Linked DNA regions of Homo sapiens: region 2 is linked to region 1. Evidence: chromatin loops called from intact Hi-C (ENCODE). Cell type or tissue: OCI-LY7. All regions are shown on one strand. Each heading gives the region's core, and the rest is flanking DNA. Links, peaks and the distances in the headings are about the cores only. Region 1 overlaps FNDC3B (fibronectin type III domain containing 3B). Region 2 overlaps LOC105374217 (a long non-coding RNA gene).

Evidence for each region. Hi-C counts contacts between places; a loop is a spot of excess contacts. Peaks named below come from ENCODE experiments on the same cell type or tissue, not always from the same donor. Only the 100,000 strongest peaks of a DNase experiment are listed, where the experiment ranks them.
Region 2: a loop joins it to region 1, with 2.6 times the contacts of the local background. A loop is called at or near these places in 2 of 110 quality-filtered maps.

The regions. Positions count from the first base shown.
Region 1 is chr3:172,100,039-172,102,959 of GRCh38, forward strand. All of the region lies in intron 1 of FNDC3B (fibronectin type III domain containing 3B), which reads left to right. Among named protein-coding and RNA genes, the nearest start is that of FNDC3B, 62 kb to the left of the region's middle. In OCI-LY7, for the core only: no CTCF peak of the experiment used is centred there; DNase peaks (open chromatin) are centred at 663, 1,213, 2,273 and 2,713; H3K4me3 peaks cover 2,378 bases; H3K27ac peaks cover 2,500 bases.
Region 2 is chr3:171,976,617-171,979,537 of GRCh38, forward strand. The region is part of intron 3 of LOC105374217 (a long non-coding RNA gene); the gene reads left to right. Among named protein-coding and RNA genes, the nearest start is that of FNDC3B, 62 kb to the right of the region's middle. In OCI-LY7, for the core only: no CTCF peak of the experiment used is centred there; a DNase peak (open chromatin) is centred at 1,495; H3K4me3 peaks cover 686 bases.

The sequences.
Region 1 (2,921 bases), core at 244-2,743:
CTGAAAAATATTTTGTGTGTGTCTTTTGTGTTCATATAAGGAGAAGTACTAAAATTGAATTGGAGAACATGCCTTTTATACCAAAGCTGAAATTTAAAAAGATTTTTCTGGAAAAATTTTAAAACCCGTTAATGAATTCCTTAAATTTAGAATTTGTGTAACTTCAGCACAGAAGAGTGTCTTGCACAGAGGAGAAACTAAATAGGTATTTCTTAAATGAATGGATGTAGCTGCTTACTTTTTCTTAACAAATTGTATTAGTATAAATTAATGTCATTGTTCACAGGCAGTGTTTAGAATATAGGCAAGCACCATGCTTTCAAACACTGAAATTCACCTATTTGCGTATAAGCCATATATATACCAATTATCATTCTTATCTATTAAATAAAACAAATCTCCTTAATTCTCTGGTGTGCGACAGTTTTCTGTCGAGAGAAAATATTTTTCTAGAGAATTTTGCATTTTTATGTTTTCAAAATGTTTATCTGAATTAGTAATATGACTATATACATACTTTATATTAAAATTTTATCATAATGAGCTAATCTGAAATAGTAAATAGATATTCCCTTACACAGTATGTCTTTGCACCTGCTAATTTGTTTGTTTGTTAACTGTTGTCATTTCATGTGAAATTTCTGTTTCGGTCTCTTCTGAGCTCTAAGTAACACCTGGTATTTGCTTTATGTTCGGTCACATTAAGTGAAAAACAAAGCTGCTTATGAGAATGTCATTAAATGTAATATTTCTCAAGAAATAACTTGCCTTTAGTTAATAAAAAACAGTTCTAAACTGATTTTCAATGTATCAGACAGTGTTCTTACTGATTTCCATCCCCCCAACCATGCAGGAGTGAGAATCAGATAATTTTTTGAAAAAATATTTGAACCAATATCTACAATTGCTTATGTCAGAAATCTTTGAAATATATATTTAAGTATAAATAGGAGGAACTGTCAGTGATGTTTAATGGTACAGATTCTTTTCCTTATAATGAATGTTTCATAACATCGGTTCAGTTAAACAAAACTGAGTGTGTAAAATAAACATGATTGAATTCTATACGAGCTGATTAAACAAAAAATTTTAGTATCCTCCTGGCTGATCAGAAATGAAGGTTAAGGCATGGGGTATGTTTTGAAGACAAATTCACCTTCTGTAACACCTGTCAGATTTCAAAGTCTAGAAAAGAGGCCACAGCTGGGAAACCAAATTTAGACATTGGGGCTTATCTCAGATGAAAGGTTTCGTAGAGCATGGAGGTCTGTTGACTTTGTGTGGTATTTCGTCAGAAGTGTCCAATGCAGATTCGTTTTTAGTTAACTGAGTATAACATTTCATTGTAATGCTATTTAACCTTATGCCTTTATTTCTAGAACCCTAGAATTCTAGCACAGTGCCACCACAAAGTGGGTACACAGTAAATATCTGGTTAACACAATGGTTGATTACCTTTTTTCAAGTTCTTTTGTTTGATGTTATTTTATAAGGTACCTTTCAGCTAGGTCCTTCTTTTGGAATATTGTTATTATTAAAGGGAGAAGCCTTCAACCTGCTTTATACTTATTTTACAGTAGTTACTTAAAATTAATAGAATCTTGAAACCCTTTGTACCAAAGATATTACTCTAGCAGTCTCTTCATCAATAACTTGCTGCCCTTTGGAAATAATTTTGCTTTTGTGTTTAATCATGGCACATTTCATTAAAATCACCATGGAAGACATAACTTTAGCAATTTATAATTTGGTTTCTGCTAGTTTTTTCCCCCCTCTAATTTTAAACCATCTAGGCTAAATGGTAGTATAATGGATTTGCTTCATCTTCCTTAAGCTACTTTAAAATGTGCTCTAAAAATTATTAAGTCTGCATTTTGGTAAGGAAGCACCAAAAACTCAATTGTAGCCTTTGTGGAGGGGAACCAAGCACTCCTTAGGAGGGAGATGTACTCTCATGGGTTGTCTTTGAAAGTTACCTTTTGATACCTTTTCTGTTTTGTACCATGTGCTTGTTTTATCTAGTCTTTAAAACTCACTAACCTATATATAAATTTTAGCCAGCTCTTCTACTTGGGTTTTGTTGTCAGATTCTTAGATGTTACAATTAGCTCGCTAAGAGCATGGACTTTTCATTATCACTTTCTGAGTCTCTTTGGGAAAATTATTTCTTTAGCCTTAGTTACTATATTTGTAAATGGACAATACCAGCTACTTCATAGGATGTTTTGATGCTAGGTAAGAATTAGTGTGCAGGTGCCCCAAACAGTGCCTTTGCCCCAGCAGGCTGAAATAGCAGCTTCAAAGCTCTTCCTCCACATCTTTCCAGAAAGCAATCAGTTGTTTGGTGCTTGCAACACATTTTTTTTTTCTTCTATTCAAGGGTGTTATGCATGTCTCTTAGGTGCCCAAATTGATGCACAAATGTGAATTTGATTCGTAATAGATCTCTACAAATAGAACAATAAAATACATTTTGGATCTTATTAAAGGGCTATCTGGAAGTCATGTACTTAAGCAGCCATATCATTCATATTATACATAAAGAAACTAAGACACAGAGAGCTTACATAGGAAAACCTTGAACCACAGTCCTGAAAAGCAGTGGGACCTGTCAAAGTGCTGTGGGGTGCCAGGCAGGTGTAGTGCCCAAGGTCTGGGCAAGGGCTGGGTAAAGCGTGAGCTTCTGGCGCTGGGGAGGAGGAGCATGTGTTCTGACTTCCTGTCTCTTTCCACCTCCCCGTGCAGATTAGAATTAGACTTCCTCAAGGGGCTTTAGAAGTGATGTTTTTCACTATCTGACTACAGTTCTGTAGACTTTTCTCTCACTGTCTTACAGAAACACATAACATTTCAAATTTCACTGAAAATCTATATTTTCAGTTATTCCCATGTTTGGATGCTGTGACCAGGTTAGCTTGGGT
Region 2 (2,921 bases), core at 328-2,827, 120 kb before region 1:
GGCAACAAAATAGAAGGAATATAGAGTTCTCACCAAAATAAAGCCTAGTAGTCATCTTGTAGCTAGGAAAACTCCTGCCTCTGTGAAGAAGTAAACCAAGGCTTGCATGGATTGTCCTGTTAAGGGAATCTTGGCCCATTACATTGGTCCATGGGGATTCGCTGGTTCCTCTGACTCTCCTACTGGAAACCACAGCAGCCTCTAGGGACTGGGACACTCTCGTTTCTCTGAAAGGAGTCAGCCCATGTGTGGTTCAAGGATGCTTCACTCTCTTTACCCTATTTATAGAACCTTCTTATTTGAGAACTTTGTGAGGTAAGTAGTATTACCTCCCATTCACAAGCAAGGCTCAGAGAGTTTTATAACTTGCTCCCGGCTGTCAGCTACCAAAAGGGAGAAGTGAGACTAAGTGTACATTTTATGACTCCGAGTTCAGTGCTCTTTCAAACTATAGGCCTGTCTTATAGGACTGGAAATCCCTTAATTACTTCAAACCCTATGAGAAGATGCCAGTGTAATGGTTGTAATATTTTTGAAAATAATAAATTGATATGTTTACATTTATATTAACTTCCAAAGCCTAAGTCCTTCTGACTCAAATAGCAGATAGGCTGTCAGGTGGGGGTGAATACCACCCATCTGGGAAATGTTCACGGTCACTTATGATTGTCACAGGTCTGTGGAATGCTGCTGGCATTTAGTGGGTGAAGGTCAGGGACATTAAATCTCCAGCAATGCCTAGGGCAGTCCTACCCAACAAAGATTTGTCCTACCCTAACTTCAGTGCTACTCTCAGTGAGGAACACTGGTAGGACAGCATGGTAGATGGCCTCCAAGACCACGCTGATGATCCCCACCTCCTGGTATTCCACCCTGTGTAGTCTCTCCCACATTGTACTAGAGTCGTATAACCGGTGGAACATGGCAGAAGTGATGCTATGTCACTCCCAAGATTGCAGCTCCTGTCTTGGTCACTGCGTCTCTCTTGGATCACTAGTTCTGGGGGAAGCCAGGTCATGACCAGCCCTACAGAAAGGCCCAATGGTGAAGAACTGAAGCTTCCGGCCAACAGCCATGTGTATGACGTTGGAAACAAATCCTCCAGTCCCAGTCAAGTCTTCAGAGGCTGTAGCCCTGAGTGACAGCTTGACTAAAACCTCAGGAGAGACCTTGAGTCAGAACCACTCAGACAAGCTGGTCTCCGATTCCTGACCCTCAGAAACTGTGGAAGATTACAAATGTTTGTTGTCTTAAGTTACTAAGTTTTGTGGCAATTTGTTATGTAGCAATCGATAACTGAGATAAAGAAAATAGTCATGGCTAAGTTTAATGTCTGTCTATCTATCTATCTATCTATCTATCTATCTATCTATCTATCTATCTTTAATTCGTAGCAAGACTGTCTTAATAGCCAGCCACAATTGACTCAGTCCACAGAGCTCTAACATGAACCATGGCAGTAACTCAGGATATGATGTAACAGAAGTTCATGTCTACCTAGAGAGAAAGGGGAAGTACAAACTCTTTGAGGAGGAAATAAAAAGATAAGGGAAGTAGAAGAAAAGAAGCATTCAGATATTTGGGTCTTAGCTTCTGATTCCAGGGCCACTGTACTTGGTTGTGCAGTGTTTATTCAAGGAGTCAAGTGAGGGTGGGTATCCAAGCCTTGTTTCACTTACCAAGATTGGCAGCCCTTGTCCAAGGATATCTTTCTGAAAGATCTCACTTTCTAATTTTCATAAGGGAACTGTATTAGTTTCCTAAAGCTGCCATAACAAAGTACCACAAACTGGGTGGCTTAAAACAACAGAAATTTATTCTTGCACAGTTCCATAGGCTAGAAGTCTGAAATCAAGGTGTCAGCAGGAACGTGCTCCCTCTGAGACTCTAGCTGCAATCCTTCCTTGACTCTTCCTAGCCTCTAATAATGGCCATCGAGCCTTTGCATTTCTTGGCTTGCCGCTGCATCGCTCCAATTTCTGCCTGTGTTGTCACGCAATGGTCTCTCTCTGTGACTCTGCCTTAACAGGTCATCTTTCATCTTCTTATAAAGGCACCAGTCATATTGGATTAAAGGCCCAAACTATTCCAGTATGACCTCATCTTAACTAACAACATCTCCAATGATCCTATTTCCAGATAACATTACATTCTGAGATACTAAGGGTTCAATAGATAATATAGGACTTCAATATATCTTTTTAGGGAACACAATTCGACACATACCAAGACCTATACAAGTTAGCATTCTCTCTGCCCACCTTTTGGATCAAATCAAGTGTGTAGATGGAGATAATCAGATATGTTTGGAGGTTTTTCCAGAGCAGGGAGCCTTTCCTAACTTCTTCGGATAGACACTGAAATAAATTCAAGTCCTTTAGAGGAACCAGAGCTTTAGTATGGAACTGTCCAAGCTGCTTAGAAGTAGCTGAGGAACAGATGAAGGTGGAAAGAAGGTTGGAAAAGTGCCCATAAGGTCTCTCGTGTCTCCCATGTGAAGTAGAAGGGACTCATGAGTCCCCACATAGTCTTGTTAGGGATGGCTGAGTAGAGAGCCAGTGAACCTGCCATAGGGCCACCGAGGCATGGAGTTAGAATAAACTTTCCCAACTCTGTCAGCTTTTGCCGCAACTAAAGGACCTGCACTACCAGCAACAGCCTAAGGTCCTGGTGGAATCAAGAGAATGAGCATAAGTTTCACAACCATGAACGTCAGTAGCAGATATCAGCAGGGTTCCCTATAACTGAGAGGGAAAAGAGACATTATCCTGGAGACCATCAAGGGCCTATTTTAATCTGATAATCCAAGGACTAGTGACCCCTCTCCCTGCCCGACCTCCAGTACCGCGCGGATTCCATCTATAGCCAGATACAATGTTGGTGAGAAGACCTGGAAAGGGAGTGAACTCAGAAACACTGCA